Linked DNA regions of Mus musculus: regions 2 and 3 are each linked to region 1. Evidence: chromatin loops called from intact Hi-C (ENCODE). Cell type or tissue: left cerebral cortex. All regions are shown on one strand.

Region 1 (8,000 bases):
TTTCAAAATTCTTATCCCCCGTTAAATATTCCAAGAACTTAGGTAGACGTGTCTCCCCATCACTACTGTGATGTGTGTAGCAATGATGTATGCAGTGTGTGACATCTCATATTGCCTATGGCTTGCTGTGTTTGGTTCAGGTCTTGTTGAAAGCAGATTCTGATTAATTGGAGGAGGACTCAGAGCTCTCTAGAAACAGATGGGTGTTTTACTCACTCTTGAAACTAACTTATCCATGATGGAAGAGAACTGACTTAAAAATTCAATGCAAAATTTAGGTAGCACTCGAAAAATATACACGTCGTTGATGTTTAATTTATTTATTCAGTCTTCTAATAATCACAAATAATCCCACTCTTTTAGTCCTAAGAATGTATGAGGAGGGGGGGTGAGTAAAGTCTACATGAGTATGGTCAACAGTGAGTGGGCTTCTTAGTTTCCTGGGCTCAATCTTTTACTTAATAAAAATATACTTATCTTACTATGTATCTACAAACCTACTTATCAACCTATCTACCATCCTATCGTCCATCCTTCATCTATCCATTCATCTACCATCATCCATCCATCCATCCATCCATCCATCCATCCATCCATCCATCTATACATAGTCTTATCTGTATCATCTATTCATTCTAACACGTACTGACACTTGTTTTTCTCAGTGGGTAGAATCCCCTTGCCTTGCCCTTTGACCCTTGCTGCTGTGTAGTGTCCTGGACTTTGGATTTGGGAAGCACTCTAAGGTTTCTGGAGCTGTCCAGCAGCTCCTGGCACTTGGCTAAGTTCTGTGTGCTGTCTGCGCCTGGAGGCTCTCCAGCGCCCCGCCCTGGGCAGAAAGCCTCTCAGTCTGGGCTGGCCAGGCTTCCCCTGCTCACTACCCATCTCCTTCGGTCTCCCGCGCCTGTCCAGCTTCACCTAGGAGTCTTGCGTGCTTTGGCTGGGTTCCTTTTCCCGCCCGGGAGGGGGTGCCCTGCGCCGGGGCTGCCGTGCAGCGTGAGTGTCTAAGTGAGGGCTTCCCTCTTTTGCCCGAGGCGGCCGGGTGCCTTTCTTTGCAACCTCGCCTCCTGCGGCTGGGTGGTCCTTTCTCTCGCCGGGCTTTGGAGACACGCGCCCGATTTCGAGGGGGTGAGTGCAAACGCCGCCCATCAACTTGGCACCTGGCATTGAGATCCTAGGATCCCGAGCGGAGGCTGCGGTTGCGGGCTTGCGAGGGTGGTTGAGGACCTCTGCGGGCAGGGCTGGCTGGACCAGGCGCTGCGTGTGCAGGGGGAAAAAGAGGCCGCCCCGCCCGCGCCCCGGCTCGCGCCCCGCCCTCCCGGAGCGGTCTCGGCGGCTCCAGGCTCTCGCCATTGTCTCCGCCTTTCCAACAGGTTCGGGCGCGGGAGCGCGGGCGGGTGCGGGGCGGCCCGGCCCGGCTTTCCCGAAGCCGCCTCCCTTCCTCTGCGTGCGCGCCCGGGCCGCGTGGCTCGGCGGGGCGCTGCTCGGTGCAGGTCCCCGCAGGTCCCCGAGAGCCTGACCCGGCTGCGGCCCGCCGCGTGCGGGAGCGATGCGCGCAGAGGCGGCTCCAAGTTCGGCGCGCACCCGGGGGGGGCCGCCCCGCTCGGTCTTAGGTGTCTGAGCCCGGGTGGCGACGCCGAGGCGGTCGCAGGAGGGGCCAGCGCGGCTTTCCCGCTTCACTCCCAGCACCTCTTGGTTTTTATCTTTATTTTTAAAGAGGGAGACGATGGACTGAGACGATGCACGCCATGGAATCCCGGGTGTTACTGAGAACGTTCTGCGTGATCCTCGGGCTTGGAGCGGGTGAGTGGCCGCCGAGCAGGGCCGGGATGTTCCCCGCCATGGGGTCGCCGCCCGGTGTCCCTCTGGATTGGGGAGCTCTGGAGGATTTGCATTTGGGTCCTTTCTGTGCTTGTCCTGGGGACAGCGAGGCGGGTCACACCCTTAGGGTCTGTGGCTGAGGGGGAACTTTGCACAGAGAGGGGCTTAAAGTAGGTCAGGAGATGGGACCCAGCGCTCTGCTATTTTAAGCTTGACAGCGCGTCCAGGTAAGGCTCTCCCTGTGGAGGAGCGAGTTGCCTCTTGTCAGCACTTCCAATATCGTCGCCAAGACGCGTGCTTTCTTTGCTGCTGTAGAAGCTTGCGTTTTAATGGCCCCCTTTCTTTCTTTCTTTCCTACCCTTCCCCACTCCCACCAGTTTGGGGGCTTGGTGTGGACCCCTCCCTACAGATTGACGTCTTAACAGAGTTAGAACTTGGGGAGTCTACAGATGGAGTGCGCCAAGTCCCGGGACTGCATAATGGGACGAAAGCCTTCCTCTTCCAAGGTATGGCCCAGTGTGGAGCCCCATGTGTGTTGCGGGGAGCTGGCTCTGCGGCTTCTGGTAACTTGGCTTGGCGCTGCACGCTGCACGGAGCGGGCGGAGAGTCCCAGCTGGGGCGAGGGGGTCTCTGTGAGCTCAGGGTCTGACTCTTTTTAAGTGGGTTCTTTCTCCTCCCCTCCTCCCCCTCGCACTCCTTTTCCTCCTCCTTACTTGGTGCACTTGGTGGTTCTAATGGATAGTGCCTTAATTACCGACTAGAAACTCCAGAGGCAGATGGGTGATTTGGGCGTCTAGGGAACAATAAATTGTAACACAAACGCCTCATTTGGGTGGAATGGATTTGGGAAGGAAACAAGATAGCTCAATCTTGGTTAAAATACTGACCTCCCAAAGTTTCGGCGCTGTGGTGCCTGACCAGAGGAATTCCTTTATGGTATTTTTACTGCACATGTCTGTACTTGAAGCACGGTTACCATGGAGCGCTCCCCATTCTCCCGTGCCGATCAGCGGCGAGGGGAAGGCAATGCTACTGCTACGATTATTTTGAAATCATTTCAAGGGGACGTTCACAGAAGCATAGCCCTATATCACCATAATTGTACGTGTAGAATTTTAAAACTTTTTTTTCTTTTTGAACTCAGTGGATATTGGCTATTCATTACTGTCCAGACTTCAAATCATATTTGAATATACTGTTTAGTCAGAACAAAATTTCAGAAAAAAAAAAGCCAGCCTGCAAATTGATTGAGTAAAGCTTTTGAAAACTTCTCGCCTTGTGGGAAGGTGCTTAGCCCGAGGGTGTAAAAGGGGGCTAAACTGTCCAAGGAGATGGAATTTAAAAAGAGGCACTGGGGATGCCCTGTATCCTGAAGATCAAGGCATCCTCCCACCACCATACATGTGTGTGTGTGTGTGTGTGTGTGTGTGTTATGTGTTTCTTTTGCTATTGGGAGCTATGGCTTCAAATTGCCATCAAAATGCAACTGATAATTACTGAAACGTTGGCGATGCAAAATGCAACCAACCCAGCACATCTGCCATCAAGAAGCAGACATAGTAGGCAACTTGGATGTTTCTGTGGTGGCGCTGTTGCCTCATTCAGCCAGTGCATGTCACCATGGACAGCAGCTCTTGAGCTTTCTGTAGGGAGAGGGAAAAACTGACATGTGTTGCATTTAAGAAGAATTTGTGTTCATAATAAATTAAAACGTAAGCTCTTTAAAAATGGGTTTCAGTTAAGGTTGTTAATGAGTGTTTTTATTGCAACGAGTGTTTATGATATTTTCTTTACTCCGAGATGCTTTGGGGAGGGTGGGGCTGGGATACTGAAGACAATAGCTAAATGTAATCAAGGAAATAGAGCTCAATTGTCAGCAAAAATTCAGTTGAATAGAAATGTAATTAGGGGTAGGCTTTAGACTCATTCTCTGTGTTATTTCTATCTTTCAATTTTAGTCTCTTAGAACAGGAACTCAATATTTTAGGACTTGATAGTTTTGGTAAATAGAAAGCATAACAAACCAAGTTTCCAATAATGGTCTGCATTGTAATGAATTGTTATGATAACCTCAAAGGCTCCCTTTAGCCTTCCTAAGGGTACTTCCTATACAAAGTGTCCATCTGTCACAAGTAGAAACCAGAAATGTACATTTTATGTGGGACAATCGGACAATTATATATTGAACAGTATGACGGTTTCTAGGTAATAGTCTTAGGGTATCAGTTTCTTTTCTGGTTCATTTAAAACAATATTTATTTCGCCATAAATAGCCAGTTTCTTTAAGGTATGCATTGTGATTAAAAAAATAACCATGGCTAATGTCATATGTTTTCTTTGAATTGTGCTCAGTTGGTGGATGTCAGTTTCCAACAGTGAACTTCTTTTGTTTTTTAGCTAATACCGAGCTCAATACTAGAAAGAGCAAATGCTTCACAAATAGTTTTCATTCAAAGATGCAAAAGTTCACTTCCTGCCACCTTAAGTCTCTTTGTGTCTGAACCGCTATTTACTGTCCGCTGTGTCCTTGTAAGGCTTGCGTTCCTGATGTATTGATTGCACTGTAGTAACTTCTCTTACAAGATTTGAATTCCGAAGTCAGTGACAAGTGACTGATGTGTGGTTCTGCGTCTCCCTGGCAAGGTCTTTCCTCAGACGCCAGGCAAGCAGCAGGTTTGATAAGAACTCAGCCCTGAGCTGTGCTATTTCTCTGGATCCCACGGGGCTTAGAGGGACAAGAGCATTCAGACCGGGAAGAGTTTCGAGGTTTCATTTATAGTGAATTGAGAATGCTGCCAGTATTTGATATAGTGTGTCAAATGTCATAGCAAGAATAGAAACAAATCAAAAAAATCTGTGAGGTGCTCCCAGATTTCATACAAACTTCACGTACAAGTTTTCTGTGCTACCAGATACATTCTAAACAAGGTGAAGTGATTTCTGAGCCATCGATTGCTTCTCCAACAGATAGCAAAACTACCTGTCTCATCCCTTTGAAATAAGAAATCTCAAAACACGTTGGCCTCATGACTTTTTACTTATTTAGTATTTTTCATTTTGGTTACTTTATTTTCTCTTTCTGGTTTCTGATATACATGTATTTTGGTATTTTGAAACTATGAATATTTTAAACTATGAATGTTTTTTTAAAAACTACTGTGAAGTACAAATCTACTATTTAACATTTTGTTATACTTCCAAATCATCACTTTTTATTGGAACATCCACCATAATGCTGCAGCACTGTTTTAGTGTTGTTAAAATTTGATTTACAGTTGCTTTGAAAATTTAATGAGATTTCAAATCCAACCATTCCTTAATACTTGTGGGTTTTGGATTATGCCTGTTAGAATAATTACTTAATTTATCTGGGCAGTAGTTTGGGGTTCTAGTCATTTCTGGCTGTAACCTGACACATAGTCCCAAGCACCCTTATTATGCTTTTGAAGAATACAGCAGCATATACTGGCAATGAAAAGACTTGCAGCCAGGTGTAAGGAGTTTCAGTTCTAAGGACTATTAAAACAGCGAATAGATTCTCCCTTCCTAGCATTGGAGCCTCGCTCGTGTTTTGGCAGATAATGATCATAATAATTTTATTTTCTCTGTGTACATGAGAGATCATAAGGGATAAAGCATACACACAAACTTAGCATGGGTTTCAGCTCTTTGATCATAACAGTTTGTCCAGGCTCCCAAAATAGATAATCTCATCTGCCGTCTTAGGAAAATACCTTCTGAAGTGTTGGTAGATTGCATAATCTCATTAACCCCCGAAGCACAGATAAAATCAAAACATTTTCCCCCTTCCTTGGTAACTTGAAAGTAATCTTAGTGATTCTTCTTAAAGAACTTTTACATCTGGAAGGGAAGGCATTCCTAGGTATTTGGTGGCAGGCCAGTGACACTGGTGGGTGACTTCGTTAGAGCTCAAGGGGGTGATGAGGGCGTGTCTCCAGCAGTGTGTGAGCTACACCTCTCATGGGTGTGACAGGACACTTGAAAAAGCAACTTGAAGGAATGGTTAGTTTCAACTTGCAATTCAAAGGGGAAAACACAGGGATGAGAGTGGCTGTGTCTGTGGTGCAAGGAGCATGGCGGTGAGGGTCAGGCATGGAGAGGGTGAGGCATCCTGTGTGGAGGAAGCAGAGGGGGATGAACGCTGACCTTCAGGACTCTCTATCCCATTTTTCTTTGTATTCACCCTGAGACCATAGTCTCTGGACTACCTGCATTCAGGGCCGGTCTTTCTCAGTGAAACCTCATTGAGACATACCCTCTCCGACACAAACAATCTATGGTAATCCTAAATTCAGTTAAGTTGACAGTGAAAATTAACTGTTATAGTGAGAGCCTGTGAGTTTCAGGGCTATGGCTGTGGGTGCTTCTCTGACAGAGAAAAATAACACAGTGATCAGAGATGGACTTAGAACCCAGGTAGACTCAGGCAAAAAGTCACAAGCTGTGTGCTACTTGTGAGGACAGCCGTGAGGGTACTTACTTCTCTGAGCTTCAGTACCCTTGATGATGAAGTGAAAGCGGTTATAAGTTAAGTCCATCCACCCAAATTATTGTTGTATAATTACTAGGTCAGTGGAACTAATTTTGGACCTCTGACCTGAATTATGAAATAATACATATAGTAACAACTGATAAACCTTGCCATGTTTTTTTTTTCTTTCTTTTTAATTTACCAGCAATAGGTAACTAATGTATTTTGTTGCATAGAAGTGGCTGCTTCTGTAAGAAATACCCAACCCTATGGCAGTAGCTTTGGAATCGGGCGCTGGGCACATAGAATTCTGAGGAGTGTCAGGGCGTCTGTGTTTAGGCTTCACATCAGCTGAAGCAGTCTCTTGGGATCTTTAAATGCCGTGTGACCAGTTTTAAAGCTTCTTCCTCATTTCTGATTTGTCGCCTTTGTTTTTGCTTACTTCAGGTGGAGCTTTGTTAGTGCTGCTTAGATTTACAAAACCTCTCTAGGGCTCAGTTTATTTTATCTCTCTACCCTCTGATTTAATCAGTCAGTCAGTCTGTCCGTCCATCCATCCATCTAGCCATTCAGCACCTTCCTTCCTCCCTCCCTCCCTCCCTCCCTCCCTCCCTCCCTCCCTCCCTCCCTCCCTCCCTCCCTCCCTTCTTCCTTCCTTCCTTCCTCCTTTCTTCCTTTCTTCCTTCCTTCCTCTTTCTTTCTTTCTTTCTTTCTTTCTTTCTTTCTTTCTTTCTTTCTTTCTTTCTTCCTTCCTTCCTTCCTTCCTTCCTTCTCCCTCCCTCCCTCCCTCCCTCCCTCCCTCCCTCCCTCCCTCCCTCCCTCCCTCCCTCCCTCCTTTCTTTCTTTCTTTCTTTCTTTCTTTCTTTCTTTCTTTCTTTCATCATCTACTTATCTATCTATCCATCTACCTATCTTTCTTTCTTTCATCCATTGTTCAATACTTATTGTTCCTTTCCTTCTATTAGCTGTGAGCTTAGTTTGCTATTCCTTTTCTACTTCATTGAGATTCCTGTCTGGTGAAGGGCATTCCTCATGGGTGGCTCCTATGTCTTCCTTATGGCAGAACAGGCAACCCCATCTCCTTTCAAGCTCTGTGTAACAACATTCATTCTTTCCGTGAGGAAGAGTGCTGCTCTCCCAAGGGCCTCCATCCATACTATCACTGTAGGCTTTACATTTCACCAACATGCTTTGAAAAGGCACAGATATTCAAACCATAGCAATGCCACTGTGGCTGGGGAAGATTTAATATGATAGGGTATTTGATATAATTGCTGGGTACATGTACATGCATGCACATGTGTAAGCAGGCTTGTAGAGGTCAAAGGTCAAATATAGTTTCAATCCTTAGAAAGTATCCACCTTGCATTTTGAGACAGGCATTCTCAGTGGCTTGGGGCTCTCCCAGTAGGGTAGTCTTTCTGGCCAGTGAGTACAAAGGATATGCCCAACTCTGCTTCTACAGAGCTGCTAATGCCAGCATGTGTCACATGCCTAGCTAGCTTCCTAGCTTCTTCTCTTCTCTTCTCTTCTCTTCTCTTCTCTTCTCTTCTCTTCTCTTCTCTTCTCTTCTCTTCTCTTCTCTTCTCCTTTCTTTCTTCCTTCCTGCCTTTCTTTCTTTCTTTCTTTCTTTCTTTCTTTCTTTCTTTCTTTCTTTCTTTCTTTCTTTCTTTCTTTCTCATTATGA
Region 2 (8,000 bases), 96 kb after region 1:
CTATGTGCTTTGCCATCTTTATTATAGTCTGAGAACATTGTCCATTAGATGTGTGTAGTGCGTCACCTGCATTCTATATACACCAGACTGATCTCCACGTTCCTGTGTAAAGCTATGAGATATTTTATAACCCAAGCTACTCCCATATGTCAGAATCAAGAACAGATTTTAGTACTCGCCACACTGTGTACTGAAAAAGTTCCCTCTCACATCGACACATGCTGTTAATCATAGTAAATATGTAAACAGAGATCACTATTTGAGTGGTAGATCTTTATAGGGATATTAGTCTCTTGATAACATTGGTACATGTACCCCTGTCACTAATCTTTCTGATTTGCATTTTCCAAGAAGATATAGTTAAATATAACACAAGTAAAAAATATTTAGGATTCACATCATATAAATAACAAACTGTACATACATGAAGTGGATAAGAGAGGAGGTGGCGGAAAAGAGGGAAGAGGTCTGTGAGAAGAGGTCATTCGCAGTGGCTAAGGCTGCATGTAAGTGCAAAGCCTGCTGTGCAGTGTGGGTCATTTGCGGCTGGCATTCATATGCTTCTAACCTTTCTGTGTTCCTGAGCATGCTAAATCTAAGCTACAGCTGCTCACTAAATCGTCGGTCCTTTCCGAATTGAGAGATCAACTTTAAAATAATCCCAGTTGTTTTTTTTTTTTAAAAAGAGAGAAAGAGCAAGTGGCATTGCTTTCATGACTCAGTTTACCCACCTTTCCCCCTTTGATCACTGTTAGTACAAAACTGGTCTCAGGTCTGTGGTGATAAAGCCCCCAGTGATTTTCCTGCCGATGCTTAAAGGTCACTTTCAAGCCTTGCTTCTGTGGTGAACTAAAAATAACTCCTCAAAACAATAAGACGATGGGCACATCCTTGAATCTTGACATTTAGTCTTACAGCTTTAAAAGCATTATCAAGGAGGAAACACCCAGGTAGTTCTCTGCTTTGCCTGATGATGCTCTTTCCCTGGCATGGCCTGGTTAGGAACAGATGCCCGAAGGCTCTAGACCCAGGGGTTTGGGTAGATCTGTTCCTTAACATTTTCCCTCAGGAACTTGACCTCTGACCATAATTTAGGTAAATGGAGATAACACTTCTTCCATGTTTTCCCACACAGGGAATAATGCAGGATGTGCACGTTCTTGTCATGCCTCAGGGCTTCATTGCTCAGTGCCCGGACCTTAATCGAAGTAAGTCTGTCTGTCCTGCCCTGTATGCTGTGATGAGAGGTGTGCCTGTGCTTCATTTTGTCTAGAATGTCAGTGTGAGATTGGAGCTCACTCGAAATGGCTGTCAGCAGAGACTTAATCAGATGGAGCCCCTTTTAAATACGGCCTGATCAATGTCCCCTTTGTAATTGCAGCCTGTCCAACATGCAACGACTTCCATGGGCTTGTGCAGAAAATCATGGAGCTGCAGGACATTTTATCAAAGACGTCAGCCAAGGTAAAATTGAGCCACGAATACACTGAGGATGCGCCACGGCCATGTCACTCCCCAAAGCTCCTTTATCACCATAGATTTTTATGGTGGAGATATTCCTTAAAGTAGCCAATCTGCGATTTCCTGGGACTGGATTGGAATCTTTGCTCAAAGGAGAAGGTTATAATGTTTATTAAGGTGTATAAATGTTTAAACCCTAGCTGTCTGTATAACAAATGACGCAGTCAATCAGGAAGGGAGCAGATTGCCTGGCTCACATTCTGCTTTGCCGCTGCTGCAAGATCTAACATCGCCTGGTTTCTATTATTTATTTCTGTTTAGCTTTCGTTGCAAAAAAATGAAGTAAGGAAGGCACTGTAAAGTATGTGGACACCATAATTTGGCCAAGTAAATGGCTCCAGGACAGTTTTACCTGTTATGCTGTAGCTGTAGGTTCACTCACTGTAAGTCTGAAGAATATAACAGGCTCACAGACAAGTTCAGAGGATTCTAAATTTCGCGTAGTATTGAAGGACTTTCTAAAGGCCGTGTATGTACGGCTTGTGATTTACATGATGTGAATCCTAAATCCGCCCCCCCCCTTTTTTTTACCTGACTAAGAATATTAATGGAATTAGACACTTTTTTAAAATAAAAAATTCTTACCTGTATTGTGGATGGTGTTATCCCAAATTAGCCTCAATTCATGTCTTATGAATTATGATTTTTGTTTTAAAGGTAAACTTCACATGTAATGGTCAGGAAATGTGTCTTTGAAATTTACAGGCTTAATATATTTATAATTGATAATGGCTTAATATATTTATAATAATTGGTGATGGGCACAACCTGTTCGTTGTTACTGTTGTTTATGTAGTGATATTAGATGCTTGCTAGAGTGCCGTGCACTTCCGAGTGGCTGTTATGGTGAGTCCTGTCTTTGTGCCATAGTTGTCCAGAGCTGAACAAAGAATGAACAGGCTGGATCAGTGCTACTGTGAGCGGACATGCACTGTGAAGGGAACCACCTACCGAGAGTCTGAGTCCTGGACAGACGGCTGTAAGAACTGCACATGCTTGGTATGCCTTCCGTTTGCTGTCATGGGGGACTTGGGTGGCCACACTGGTTAAATATTTATTAAGACAATGTAATCATGAAAATTTCAAGACCTATTTTCTCTAAATGCAACACTAAAATGCAAGCAAACCTGGTCACTTCTGAAGAGCCGTGTGTTACATTATTAAAGACACTCTCTTGCTGTGAGGATGCTATGAAGCACATCTGCGCACACATGACGTTAGCAATTCAAATTAGGTCAGCAGAGCGAGTCCCAAGGGAGTCTGTCCTATAACCCTTACCACTTCTGGGGAATTCTCTCTCGTGTGTTTATTAATGAGTTATAAAGAATCCGAATTATATAGAGCATTAAATATTGTGTTTAGACAGAATAATATAATATAAATAATGGATTTTAAATAGTCTTTAATAGTTGGCTAAGAGAATACACACTACACTGTTCAAATAAATGTGACTTTTCTTAATTCTCAGTAATACATTCTTTTTAGTGCATTATTATTTCAAAACCATAGCCATGCTTCAAAGAAAGCTTCAAGTCAAGTGTGGTTTTAAATTTTCAGATTCCATAGGAACTGTTAAAAAGCTAGAGTTCTGTAAAGGGTCACAGGTCTATTTGTGTTACCATTCAGAAAGCCATTCGCTACACTCATCCAGTCGATTCAAGAGCAGAATATCACACACATAAAAAAGGATCCAAAGTGATCTGTATGTGAAGGTATCTGTGTGTGTGTGTGTGTGTGTGTGTGTGTGTGTGTGTGTGAGAGAGAGAGAGAGAGAGAGAGAGAGAGAGAGAGAGAGAGAGAGAGAGAGGTGGGGGTGGGGAGAGAAGGAGAGACAGGGAGAGACAGAGAGAGAGATGACAAGGGAAAGCAAGCGATCATGTCATCTGTGTGGATGTGTGTACCCCGTGCATATGTACATGTGAATGTGTGTCTGTGTATATGTACACTTGTGAGCATGTCTTTGTGTTTGAACATATATATGTGCATCTAGGTGAGGTGAGAGTCTGTCCATGCATCGTCTGTGTGTACAGTCTGTGTGTATGCATACACATATGTACATCTCTGTGTAATATGGGTTTTTTACTCAAGGTTACAATATAATAAAGTTATAATATTTTACAGTTGTAGTGAAACCTTCCCAAATGAGGACCAGAAATCTACCTAAGCCAAGTGCTGGGTGTGATTTGGTAAGGAGCACACACTGACTGGGAAAGTCAGAGCAGCCAGACGCGTGGTTGGTGTGTGAGCATTCGGGAGATAGCGAGGTGTTCCGGGCCAACTTTCAGCTTGCCATTTTCCTGTGAGCTTGTGGCCTTCTCCACTTCACCATAGAAGGTGCAGATTTGCTTAGGAAAGATCAGTTGCTGGGTAAAAATAGGGACGGGTCTCAATTTTTAAAATGTAGCCCGCATTACTGTGAGTCACCACGCTGTGGGCATTGCTAAAAAGAACAGTGACATTTTATGTAAGAGCTTGAAGTCTATGAAATGGATTTAATAGCTGTTGTAGAGCATTGAGTTTCTAGGTGGCATTTCTTTAAACGCTGTTTGCTTTTCAGAACGGGACCATCCAGTGCGAGACTCTGGTCTGCCCTGCTCCTGACTGCCCTCCTAAATCGGCCCCTGCGTATGTGGATGGCAAGTGCTGTAAGGAGTGCAAATGTGAGCATGCCTTTGCTGAGCAATTCTTTCTTTGGAGAAATACAGCTTCATGGTAAAAATATTGCATCGATCTCTGTAAGCTAGGCAAGCTAAATTACCTCCAGAAAGAATCTCTCTTCTATTTTGGTGATCATTTTTACCTGCTTGTACTTTGGAAGGACCATTAGGTTTTCTTGGAAGACCCTTGCATATAGCGACAAAAGTAGAGAAGACAGACAAAACACTCTTTGAAGTGGGGGGGCCTTCTGCCTTTTACTGCTTAATACAGATTCCTACCAAGTAGAGAAAGATCAGCTGTTTATGTTCTTGTATCAGGGAAGTCTGTGACGTAAGTTACTATGAGCATCGGGTGAAATATCGCTCCTTTACTCAAGACAATGGAACCCACTTATATAGTATCACTCGGCTCGGACTTTAATAACATACAAAACAACACAAAACAACACAACACAAAACAAAACAAAACAAATGAACAACAACAAAAACACTTGCACTGCCGTGTGAGGAGGCTTGGCTGCCCTTTCTCACACAGTATATGAAGTTCATGTGTGATGTCTAGAAACACTTTTACAATCTTCCATAGCCTATGATGTTCTAGGTCATTCTCTCAGTCACAGAAATCAAGCAGTCTACAGGACTTACTTCTGAAAAGACTTGTTTTTAAGTCCTGGCTAAAAAGAGCCCTTAAAATAGTGTTCTGTTTTTGTCAAAGGAGTTTATACACTAATCATTTATGAACACTGGCTTGTTATCTAATGTGTGGGCTCTACGGACTGTGTAAGCACACCCATGTGTGGTGTGAGACTCATAAAGATGGAGTGAGGGTAGACAGCAAGAGAAAGTAGGCACGTGGCATGAGGGAAGGCATGGCAGCTGTTTTGGCTCCCGATTTCTTGTTACAAATCTCCCTAGCCACTGCAACTAACTCAAGTCTACGCCGTGTGCACACATTCCTACATGCCAGCAGGAAAATGTCAGCAAGTAACAGTTGCCTTGTATATATCACTGTGCTGATATCTTCTTGAGCTCATTTCTCACGTGTGTGCTGGGCTAGCTAAGTAGGTTCAGAGGAGCCATCGAGGTTTGAGTACCGCATTTTAGCATCTTAATAAAAACTACATACATAGCATTCAACATATAACAGGAAATATAAAACAAAAATGAGATTTTACTCTCCCTTGCCCTCTTAGAGTTTAATTCTCGTGTGCTTTGCCGAGTAATTTTTCTCATGCCCACTGACATATGACGGTGCAGGCTTTCTCTATTCTATGCAGAGAGTGGTGTCACTCATTTTCCCTGGTTCTCCTTAATTAATGGCTTATGCTGACACTCCCTTACCCATCAGACATTGCTGCATATTATAACACTGTAAGGTTTGCTGTGGTTCTGTTTCTCCCCTCTCAAAGTCTGTGCGGTGCTCCCCTGTCCCCTTCCTTATGTGAGGCAATATGACGTCATTCATACAGAAACTTGGTGCACTTCTTATAGCTCTGGGTATAGAACGTATTAAGGGTGGAGTTGCTGGATCAAAGACTATAGTAGTTTTTATTATATATTGCCAGCTCTTTCCAGCTCACTCTACAAAAATACGGACCTGCTTGTTTTTCTTCCTTTAGTGAGGGAGCACTGGCAAGAGGCAGCTGGCAGGGGGGGTGGAATCTGAGAACAAAGGCTGTTTGTTTCACTGGGTCTTTGAAAGGGCACTGGGTGGGCAGCACTACTGATTCATGGGACATCTTCTAAGAAAGGGGAACCTAAGAAGCCCAAGTCTTTCCCTCCAACCTTACAAAGCTATCAAGTAGAATTGTTGTTAAAAGGAATCGCAGTTCCCCGTCTTCAGTAAGTTCTGTTGATGGTGTGTAAATATCCCAAATTCATGTTGTTTGAAATGAAGGTATCTTTGCAGAAGACAGGGCACAGGACGCTGCCCTTTCATTCAGGGCCCTACGTTGCACCTGCTTAATCACTCTTTCTTTTAAAAGAAGAGCGAGCACTCGGCTTCCAGCTCTTCAGTCTGAATTGCAATTTCTCTTCATTATTAAAATCCTTGAATAAATGTATTTTGTGGGTTTTATTATTTTTCATGCCCCATTACATTTTCTAAAAAGAGTTTCTCTGTCCATGTAATGACATTGCTTAAATGGGCTAAAACTCTTCTGAAGAAAGCTTTATGTAAATGTCTATAATAATAATTAAATCAAACTGTCTAGTATGGTGCTAAAGGAAAAATGCGATTTTTTTTTTAGCTGATCAGAAGGCTAGTGTTCTTAGCAGTGTGCTACTTTGAAACAAGTGAGAGGATTTGCTATTTGTACCAAACAGAAGAGCAATAATCTAGACATCATTCATACCCGATGCAATTTAAGATGGAAGGAAAACACTTAAGCAGAAAGTGTAGTTTTTTATCTGTAGTGCTGTTAGGTAATTGTTTTAAAAATGAGCTTATTCCATTCTCAATAAAGATTGTGCAAAATGCCATTTTGAAACCAGAATAGGAAAAAATAAGACGTATGCAATTTTAAGCATCTTAGAGGTTGATTTAGACAACCATGTGCAAAGTAGTAAGTTAGGGTCACACAATAAGGTAAGTAGACATCAGCACACACTGCAGACAGAAGCCATGGCTCCTCTGTCCCTAGTCGCAAGGGCCAGACAACTAGGTGGACTTATGAGGCTCTGCTTTTCTATACATAATCCCACAGTATGTAAGATCGTTACAGATCAAGAATGAAATGAGTCTGGTCTAAGGTTCGGACAGAAAGGGATTCTCTGTTTCCATTTAGACGTGGTTCTCAGTGGTTCTCATGGAGTAAAGTTTAAGAACATCCTTTATGCAAAATCTGTCTCTAAGTTAAAACATAGTCACTATAAAATATAGACAATGAAATTTCTTTTAAATATGTTGCTGGACATGATGTTGCTAAGAACTCTGGAGCCCTAGCTAGCAAAGTACCTGTTGATGAGAATGGCGGACGTAGCTCCATCCCCAGCCCTGCTGAGTACCCATCCACACAAAGTACATACTAGATGGGGCTTTGCTTCTAAACAGCCCCCCTGTTCCCCATGGCTACCTTGGCTTCTAAACGACACCCTTCCCCTGTTACTGGTCCCCTGTTCTTGTTAGAAACCAGCAAATATTATTTCTGGACTGAGGCATAGAGCAATGATAGGTTTTGAGGATTTGAGGGCCAAACCTTATGATTGTTTTATATTTCAGATACATCCTATATATTAAGTAACTTCTATACTTCACACCTTTCCTCATTTATAAACATCCTTTTAGTTTGGTAATACCTCAGTTTAGTTTAGATACCTCAGTGAACTTAGCAACTCAGGACAGATACATTTAAGCTCATGGAGAATGACGGATACTTCACAGCTAACATATGTGTAACTTTCAACTGCAGGCAGGTGACACTGATTGTTACTAGCACTGATGGTTTTGCAGAGAACCGAGTTTTTAATCAGATAAGTTGTAAGGCCTAGACACAGGAGCTACGGCTGACCTCAGTGCTTCTCAGATTTTAATGAGAAGATAAAGCAGTTTGGGATCTCATTAAAATGAAATTCTGATGCCGGGTCTGGAACAGAGCAGTCGCCATTGCCAACACGCTCTCAGGTGACCTAACAGTGCTTCGGTTAGCAAAGAGTTAGCTGTCGGGGTTTTATGATGTAGACTTGGTTAGCACATTTCAGGTCCTAAAGCAATGACCCAGCTTGTCTAAAAGCTCACTGTATGCACACCTCCCACTTTTAATCTCAGGTGTGTATGTATCAAGGTCTCCAAATACATGTTTCAGGGTTTATAGTTTAAGCCAA
Region 3 (8,000 bases), 760 kb after region 1:
TGGATCTTACAATCTTTCTGCCTCCTCAACCTCCCTGTTCCCTGAGCTCTGAGGGGAGGAAATGAAATGTTTGGTATCTTGAAGAAAGAGGAGGAGGAAGAAGAAATGAAGAAATGTGTGGTAAAGAGAAGCCCGGGGCAGGTAATAAAAGATCTGGACCCTAACCTCTGTTCTTACTGATGGCAGCCAAGAATGAGCAACACCTCTTGGCACCTCTATTTCACCTCCCTGCCTCTCCAGCCAACAGAACGGACCCTCCAGACGGCAGAAATCACTTCCTTCCAGTAAACAGGGCTGCATTCCTGCCATGTAGGGATCTCCTGGATACCACCCATGTCCGGGTTTTACATGCGGCATATTTGAGAACGGAAGACTCTGGTCACAGATGAGTTTGGACTAAATGTATTCAAAGCCATGGCTGCTATCCACCATAAAACCCACCACACACAATTGTCCTTCAAACAAAAATATAATTAGCCTGTAGAAACACTCCACAAACCCTTCTGACCTCCATGCAGACAGAACCACTGGCATTCATGAAATCTGCTGATGTATAAGTGCATCTCTAAGAGCAGAGTTCATGATTGAGAGCACTTTCGGGATGAAATAATTGATAAGGTCCTAGGAGATGCTGAAAATTCATTACACACTGTGAGGATTTATAATGCTGGGTCCTGCCTCTCTAACAAGGAACAGACGAGATGGCACAATGGGTAACTTTCATAGTGAACAAGTGTACCTTTCTTTATTAAAATAACAGTGAATTACCGTGACTCTCTCTGATTAAAATTTCTTTCAAATGTGTCTCACCCAGCACACCAGGTTCACTATAATCTTTAGAAAAGAGCTGAGAGTCCCAGAGGCCCTGCTGATGCTGAGAACTGTTGGGAATTCATCATATGTGATACAACGCTGACCTTTCCTTCGAGTACACATGTCGTTTTCAAAAGAACTGGTAGAAAATCCAAAGCACAAACCAAAGAAAACACAGTAGGTCTCCTAAAGGGAAGATTCCTTCGTTCAGCCTCCTTCGACTTCTGCAAACGTTCAGATTGATAGCTGACCAGCTCTGGCCACTGCCGTCTCCTCGATGTGGATGTTTCCTGCCCAAATTCAAGGCGGCAGAGAAGGGATGTGCCTGGGCACAGCTGCAGCACACAGCATGAACCAAACCAGCAGAGCGGGCCCCATCACCAGGAACAGCCGGCACACACCAATCTGAGAGTAATTAATGCGTGATGCGCCAACTAGATAGTCTAATTAAATAACGGTGTTTAATTACTAATTAGTATGTGACTTATGCAGACGGAACGTTTAGACTTGTCAGATGTTAAAAAGAACCCTGAGAAACTCGGAGCCCCGTCACTTCCGCGTCTCTCTTTAAATGGCGCATGTGAGGAAGAGACGATCCTCGTCTGTCTAGCCAAACCGCAACAGGAAGAACTCGCCTACCTTCCTGAGGAAGACATTGTCATTCGGCTTAGCCACCAAGCCAAAGTCAAGACGGTAGTTCAAAGTGTGGGATGGTGTATAGTCCTAATATCCCACCCATTAGAATATCCATGCTGACCAGCTGGACTGGTTTGGTTCTTGCTTTGTATACAGTTACTAACTTTACACACACAACAATCTGCCTTTGACTCAAACCGTCTCTGATGACAAACATCCAGAGTATGCAAATTACTCCCCTTGTCATTCTGGGTCTTGAAATAGGTAGGGGCTAAAGAGGGATGCCAATAGACTCTCAAGACTGATTGTGCAAGTCACATAAGATTGTGTTCCACAGCTGTGAGACTTGGGAGGTTTTCTTTCCTTTTCTTTTTTTTTTTATATATCTTTTTTTTTTTTTTTTTTTTTTGGCATCTACAGAAAAAGTACCATCTGTCTTCTCATTACCCTAAAAAAAGAAAGCAAAAGGAGTACGATGCCAACCCTTACTTTCAATTATTTATCATCTGAGATGCACACACACACACACACACACACACACACAAAAGGCTCCGTGAATAACATCTTCTCCCTTTGTGGAAAGTGTAGGTGGAAACGCCTCCAGTAGAATGTTAAACGGGAAGATGAGATGGACGCCCCTCTTTTATTAAACATTCCTTCTCATAATCTCGCCAAAACAAAAGCAACCAACCATATCTCTGCCATCTCCCTGGAGACAGTGACACACCTGCTCCCTGAAAACACAATCCTGTAACTAAAGAAAACACTAAAAATCAGGACATTTGACAAGAAGACTTGAGGAACAGTTGCCTTCCCAGAATCAACTAGGCTGCTTCCCTGACCCTGGTGGTTTTTATGGCATTGTATTTATTTACTTATTTTGTCTATGAGCGTGTGACACCACACGCGTGAAGAGGTCAGAGGATGACTGATAGGACTCACTTCTCTCCTTCTGCTATGTAGATCCTGGAGGTCAAACTCAAGTCTTAAGGCTTTGCAGGAGGTACCTTTGCCAGCTGAGCCACTCTGCGCTACTTACTACATGCTGCCCCACCCCTAAGCCCGCCAGCCCTGGGCTTTAGGCTGCTTATTTGAAATGCACTTCCCTGTCACATCTCTTGTTAACTCACATTTTTCTCTCCTACATAGTTTAAAATCCTCAGCTGAAATACAGGCTCGAGCAGTGAAGGTTCTGAAGTAACGATGATGTTAGCCTGGGGACACATTCCAAGGCAGGCAGACAGAGACTCTACAGCACCATGGGGACAGGCCAGCTCCCACAGGAATGGTCAGAGTGAAGGCTCCTGCTGGACAGTGGACAGTAATTATAAGAAACTGTGCTTGCCATCCTGGGGCAGGGGGATAAGGGACAACTCCATGGGCTGGGTTGAAATTTGGAAGAATCAAGAAATGGTAGAGTACAGCACAGAAGAAGTGGAGCAGCGGCCATCAGGAAGCCAATTTGTCAAGTGGGCCCTGGGGACAGAACTCATGAACCCTGTCCCTGCCAAAACCGGAAGTGAACCCCGTGGGGGGGGGGGGGTGTCTTCTGGGTATTTTGTTGTTGTTTATGTTTCTGAGAATGAATGATATACATGTATGGAGTCTAAAATCTCCATATCAGATCCACACGGGCTGTACAGCCATATTAGGAAGGTTATATGTGTTATCATTATTGTTAATTTCCCACTGCAAAAAAAAATGGAGTTCTACAATTATATTGGGGACTGTATAATGGCATATTGAGGACTTATGAACATATATACTATATATTTGTATATACTATATATATATATACTATATATACTATATATTTGCTACTTTCTGAGTTATAAAGTACTTTGCTTTCTGTGTTATGAAGTACTTTGCAAACAATTATTTGGGTCAGTACAGATGTCTTAGGTTTTTTATTGCGGTGTAGACACACCATGACCAGAGTAACTCTGGTAAAGAAAACATTTCACTGGGGCTGGCTTACAGTTTCAGAGGTTTAGTCCATTATCATCATGGTGGGAAACATAGCAAAGTCCAGGCAGACATGGTGCTGGAGGAGTGCTGGGAGTTCTACATCTTGGTCTGAAGGCAGCAGGAAGAGACTGGATCTCACAGGCAGCCAAGAGGAGACTGGATCCCATTGGCCAGACTTGAGCTTGTATCTAAGCCCTCCAAGCCCACCCACACAGTGACGCACTTCCTCCAAAAAGGCCACACCTCCTGATAGTGCCATTCCCTATGGACCAAGCATTCAAACACATGAATCTAGAGGGGCCATACGGTATAGGTAATTGACTAAATTCTGGCAGGTTCTTTCTCCAATACAGCGACAAGGACAAAAGTTTGTCCACAGTGCCCTCTAGTGGTTTACATTTTCAACACAAATAGACATCCTTTAAACAGCCCTTCCATGGTATTAGAATGAGGCGCACCTGTTTGAGAATCTCAAAACTGCAGGATTTGGGATCCTTAAACCTAGAATCTATTCATAAATGTCATTTTAGTCTATTAAACTGCCAACGTTAGTCTGTTAGTTCCTGGCATGAAAGTGATATGTTCTTGAGGAATCAATAAATGAATTACGAATATTAATATGTATGAGTCTCTCCTAATCCCAGTGTTCGTTTTTTAATCCATACCCCTGCCTTTGGACGATGCGCCTTCCACAGACAGATCTCATAGCTGTCCATAGAGAAACACAGCTGCCAAAGAGGAAACAACAACAACAACAACAAAATCCCATGATAACTTCACTATCTACATCTAAGATTTCAAATTCCTCATTTATAAATTATCATTATAGTCATCTTTTTTCTGAAATGAGCTGCCAATGCTCCCAGATGCCTGAAAACCAAGGAATCCTCTAGACCGAGGACCAAGGATGCTCTTCTTGGGCTTAGATGCAAGGTATCCTTACCAGAAGCTTAGTTAAGTCATGCTGCCGCCTCATAGCTATCGCAGCAACTTACAGAATCTAGGAAAATAAAGTAACAACAAGTAAAGGTTGTGAGGAAAGTCCAGTGGAAGAGAATGAAGAAAATGAGGGAAAAGAAAGGAACCCACATAGAAATACACACGAAGGAGGAATAATGAAAACCGGTAATAAATAAAACACAGACCCGACAGAGCCTGTGAAGCCAGCCTCAGAGGAAGGCAGGTGCTTGGTGCCTTTCAACCGTGAACCATTCGGAGACCTCCTCTTGCTGTCCAAAGCAGCAAGGATGGGAAGCTAAGTGGAAGCTCGTGGTTTCTAAGTTTCTGCCCCAAGTGCAGGAGCCTCCTCAACACCTGAGGATGCATTAGAACTCAGCAGGCTCAACACAGACAGTCCTCAAAAAACTTAAAACACAAATGCCCAGGGTCTAGCTACACCACCCCTGGGTAGATCCCAGAAGAGATCCATCAACACACACCAGAGATACCTGTGCATCCGTGTTTATCTTTGTACTGTCCGTAAGCACCACGATACGGAAACAAACATTCGATGAAAAGATAAAGAGAATAAGAAAAGTGATTATCTCATTACATGGAAATCGACTGAGAAGAAAATCATATTAAGTGAAGTAAGACACATTCAGAAAGATACGTATCTTCTCATATGAAAATAATTGATTTTACATACACACATACACACACATGCGTACACACATGCATGCACACTCACATGTATGTGTACACACACCCACACGTACATGCACACACAGAGACACACTCACACACTCAGACTCTAAGTTAGAAGGGGAGCTTTTGAGGGGAGGAACAAGAGAGCAATGATAGGTGTGATTATAAGCAAAGGCTGTGCTTCTCTGTGTGTGTGTGCGCGTGTGTGTGTGTGTCTGTGTCTGTGTCTGCGTGTGCATGTGCATGTGTGTGAAGATGTCCTTCTGAACCTCATTGTTTTGTCTATTTGGTTACATTTTTGTTTTAATAAACAATCTGAGAGCTTGGGCTATCACTTAGGAAAATTGCTTACATTGGGAGTACGAGGAGGACCTGAGTTCCCATCCCCAGAACCTATGTAAAGGGTCAGGAATGGTGGTGGGCACGTGCCATCCCAAGGATGGTGAGGCGGGAGGCAGAAGCAAGAGGAGCTCTGTAACATCACAGACCAGCTAGCCTGACCTGTGCGGCAAAGTTCCAGGCCAGTGAGAGAGAGAGATCCTGCTTCCAGCAGAAAGGTGGAAAGTGTCTGAAGATCACCACCCAAGGTTTTCCACTGACCTCCACATATAACAGGTACCCACATCCATGACAACACCATACATGAAGGGACACACACAGAGAGGCACTCACAGCCATGTGCACACACACAAACATACAGAGACACACACACACAAAGAAACACAGATACGCGTACAAATACAGAGACATACACAGAAACAGATGCACATACATACATACATACAAAACACACACACACAGGCACACATATTTGAACTGGACCCTGAGTATATATTAAAAGCCATGTGCTATAGGTACAGTCCCCAGGGCAGAACTATGGAAAATGGAGATCTTTAAGAAGTAGGGCTTAGAAGAACATCTTTAGGTCACTCAAGGTGTGTCCTCAAAGGTGACTGTGGGTCCCTGGCTCTCTTATCTTCCTCTCTTTTGCTTCATAGCCACGAATTGAGTGTTTCTGCCTTACCACACACTTACCATAGGACAGTACCAAAGCAACGGAATCAATCAGTTGTTGACTGAAGCCTCCAAACGTGCTAATCAATTTATTATAGAAAATAAGGAAGCACCACAGTAATCTTGAGCAAAGTTTCCACCTCTGAGTCAACTACGATCAAAGGGAAGCCGTCCTATGAAATTACGGCTGCTCCTGCTGTAGCGGCAGGAACAGTGGAGGGAGTACGATCCATGCTACAACAGCTCAGCCACTTGGTCTTTTTTTTTTTAAGGTATGTTCATTTAAAATGCCAATAAGATGTTTCTGTAAAAATGGATGCACTAAGTGAAAAATAATGTTGACCTATACAGTGAATCAAGGTGAAGTCTAAAAACTAAAACCACAGCGTTAACTAAGTAATAATGTTCATCTTACACAAGGAAAAGCAATGACACTTTTCTTTCTTTCTAAATATTTTAGTTATGCTGTCTTTTCTTCCTAAAATAGAACAGCATCTGGGCTGGAGAGATGGCTCAGAGGTTAAGAGCACTGACTGCTCTTCCGAAGGTCCCGAGTTCAAAGCCCAGCAACCCCATGGTGGCTCACAACCATCTGAAATGAGATCTGTTGCCCTCTTCTGGAGTGTCTGAAGACAGCTACAGTGTACTTATATATAATCTTTTTTAAAAATATAAAATTGCATTAGTTTAATAATCAGGAGAAAACAGTTAGTCGCCCGTATGGCTTCACGTTCATCTGTACTTGTTTCCGATTAAATTCTATAATATCCAAGACATAGATACATAGCTTGCCTGGTTTGTAAACCCAGTTATCAATTAAAAGACTGGGAAAAAGTCCTGGAGCTTCCCTACTACTTCCGTGTGACTCATCAGAGGCGCCTAAAGACAACACATGCTCAATTAGAGACAAAAGTGCAGAGAACACATATTCAGAGGTGAACTTCTAGGGTCATGCAGGGTGATAGTCTTACAATCTCTATTCCATTACTCTTGCTTCTCAGTGGGATCTGGCAAGCTGGACAGTTTCCTTGTAGAGTGTGTCTTTTGGACCTTTACCCAGACTGTCTACAGATGGCCCAGGTCAACCCCTGGTACCTAAAAAGATGACAGCTAGCTTATCCCTACTCTACTCTTTGATGCTTATTCCAGCTCTTCAGACAGCATGGCTGAGGTGTCGGTCCATGCAGAGACACTGACCAATGCTATGGAAACACTGTGGCATCTGGAAGGGCCTTGAGAAGCCACCTTTGCAAAGGGCATGGAGGACAAGGGCAGGGATTTACAGCCAGTTTGGAAAGCTCTGGGAAATTTAGAGTTGCTCACCCTCTGAAGCCTTGCTTTTCTCTTATCTCCTTACTCTACAGCAGGAGCATTACTGGGATGGCTCAGGATAAAACATGCATGCCATCCATGCTAGATCATTTCTATCGTGTAATGTGTTGGACAAATCAGTGCAAAATGAGAATTTCCTCGAGCATGCAGACTGACCAAGATAAAGGGTGGTTGTAAGCCTTCCTTCCACTGACAAGAAGACCCACTGGGAAACGCACCACTCCCTCGAAAAGACCAAGTTCTACAGTGTTGGGGCTGCAGCTGCTGCTAATGTTCACACTCCTGACCTGAAATTCGGCTTTTTTGTGATTTGTTATTTTCAATTCACTGGTTTGGTTCTCTAATAGCTGGTCCCCAAAATAGCAAATGTTAAATACTTTATAAACACTGTTCTACAACAGAAAGTGCTACACATGATTAAATGTTCAGTTTAAATTGACCCAGAGAAAGTTTTCATAGTGAGCAATAAGAATGTAGGAAGAAAACCACGTTTTTTTTTTTTTATTGAGTCAAGATATTTTTGTTACAACTAAATATTCCAAATCTGTATTAAGTATAGTCTGTTCCTCAGGATGCATGGTATTATTTCA

The links. Hi-C counts contacts between places; a loop is a spot of excess contacts. Peaks named below come from ENCODE experiments on the same cell type or tissue, not always from the same donor. Only the 100,000 strongest peaks of a DNase experiment are listed, where the experiment ranks them.
Region 2: it touches region 1 in a loop (2.7-fold over the local background); 3 of 42 quality-filtered maps call a loop at or near these places.
Region 3: it touches region 1 in a loop (2.3-fold over the local background); 4 of 42 quality-filtered maps call a loop at or near these places.

The regions. Positions count from the first base shown.
Region 1 is chr15:95,521,604-95,529,603 of GRCm38, reverse strand. It overlaps Nell2 (NEL-like 2), which reads left to right and starts at 1,590. Exons shown (of 20, transcript NM_001356951.1): 1 at 1,590-1,803; 2 at 2,199-2,327. The coding sequence starts at 1,740. In left cerebral cortex, CTCF peaks have their summits at 847 and 3,417; DNase peaks (open chromatin) are centred at 2,166, 2,678, 3,402, 4,554 and 2 more places; H3K4me3 peaks cover 5,277 bases; H3K27ac peaks cover 3,486 bases.
Region 2 is chr15:95,426,059-95,434,058 of GRCm38, reverse strand. Nell2 (NEL-like 2) reads left to right here. Exons shown (of 20, transcript NM_001356951.1): 6 at 1,136-1,208; 7 at 1,382-1,464; 8 at 2,392-2,520; 9 at 4,079-4,181. Among named protein-coding and RNA genes, the nearest start is that of Gm31370, 43 kb to the left of the region's middle. In left cerebral cortex, a CTCF peak has its summit at 3,946; DNase peaks (open chromatin) are centred at 3,869, 5,099 and 5,804; H3K27ac peaks cover 2,120 bases.
Region 3 is chr15:94,765,119-94,773,118 of GRCm38, reverse strand. The region is part of intron 3 of Tmem117 (transmembrane protein 117); the gene reads right to left. Among named protein-coding and RNA genes, the nearest start is that of Gm25546, 88 kb to the right of the region's middle. In left cerebral cortex, a CTCF peak has its summit at 3,809 (motif pointing left); DNase peaks (open chromatin) are centred at 1,688, 2,001, 2,515, 3,682 and 1 more place; H3K27ac peaks cover 1,354 bases.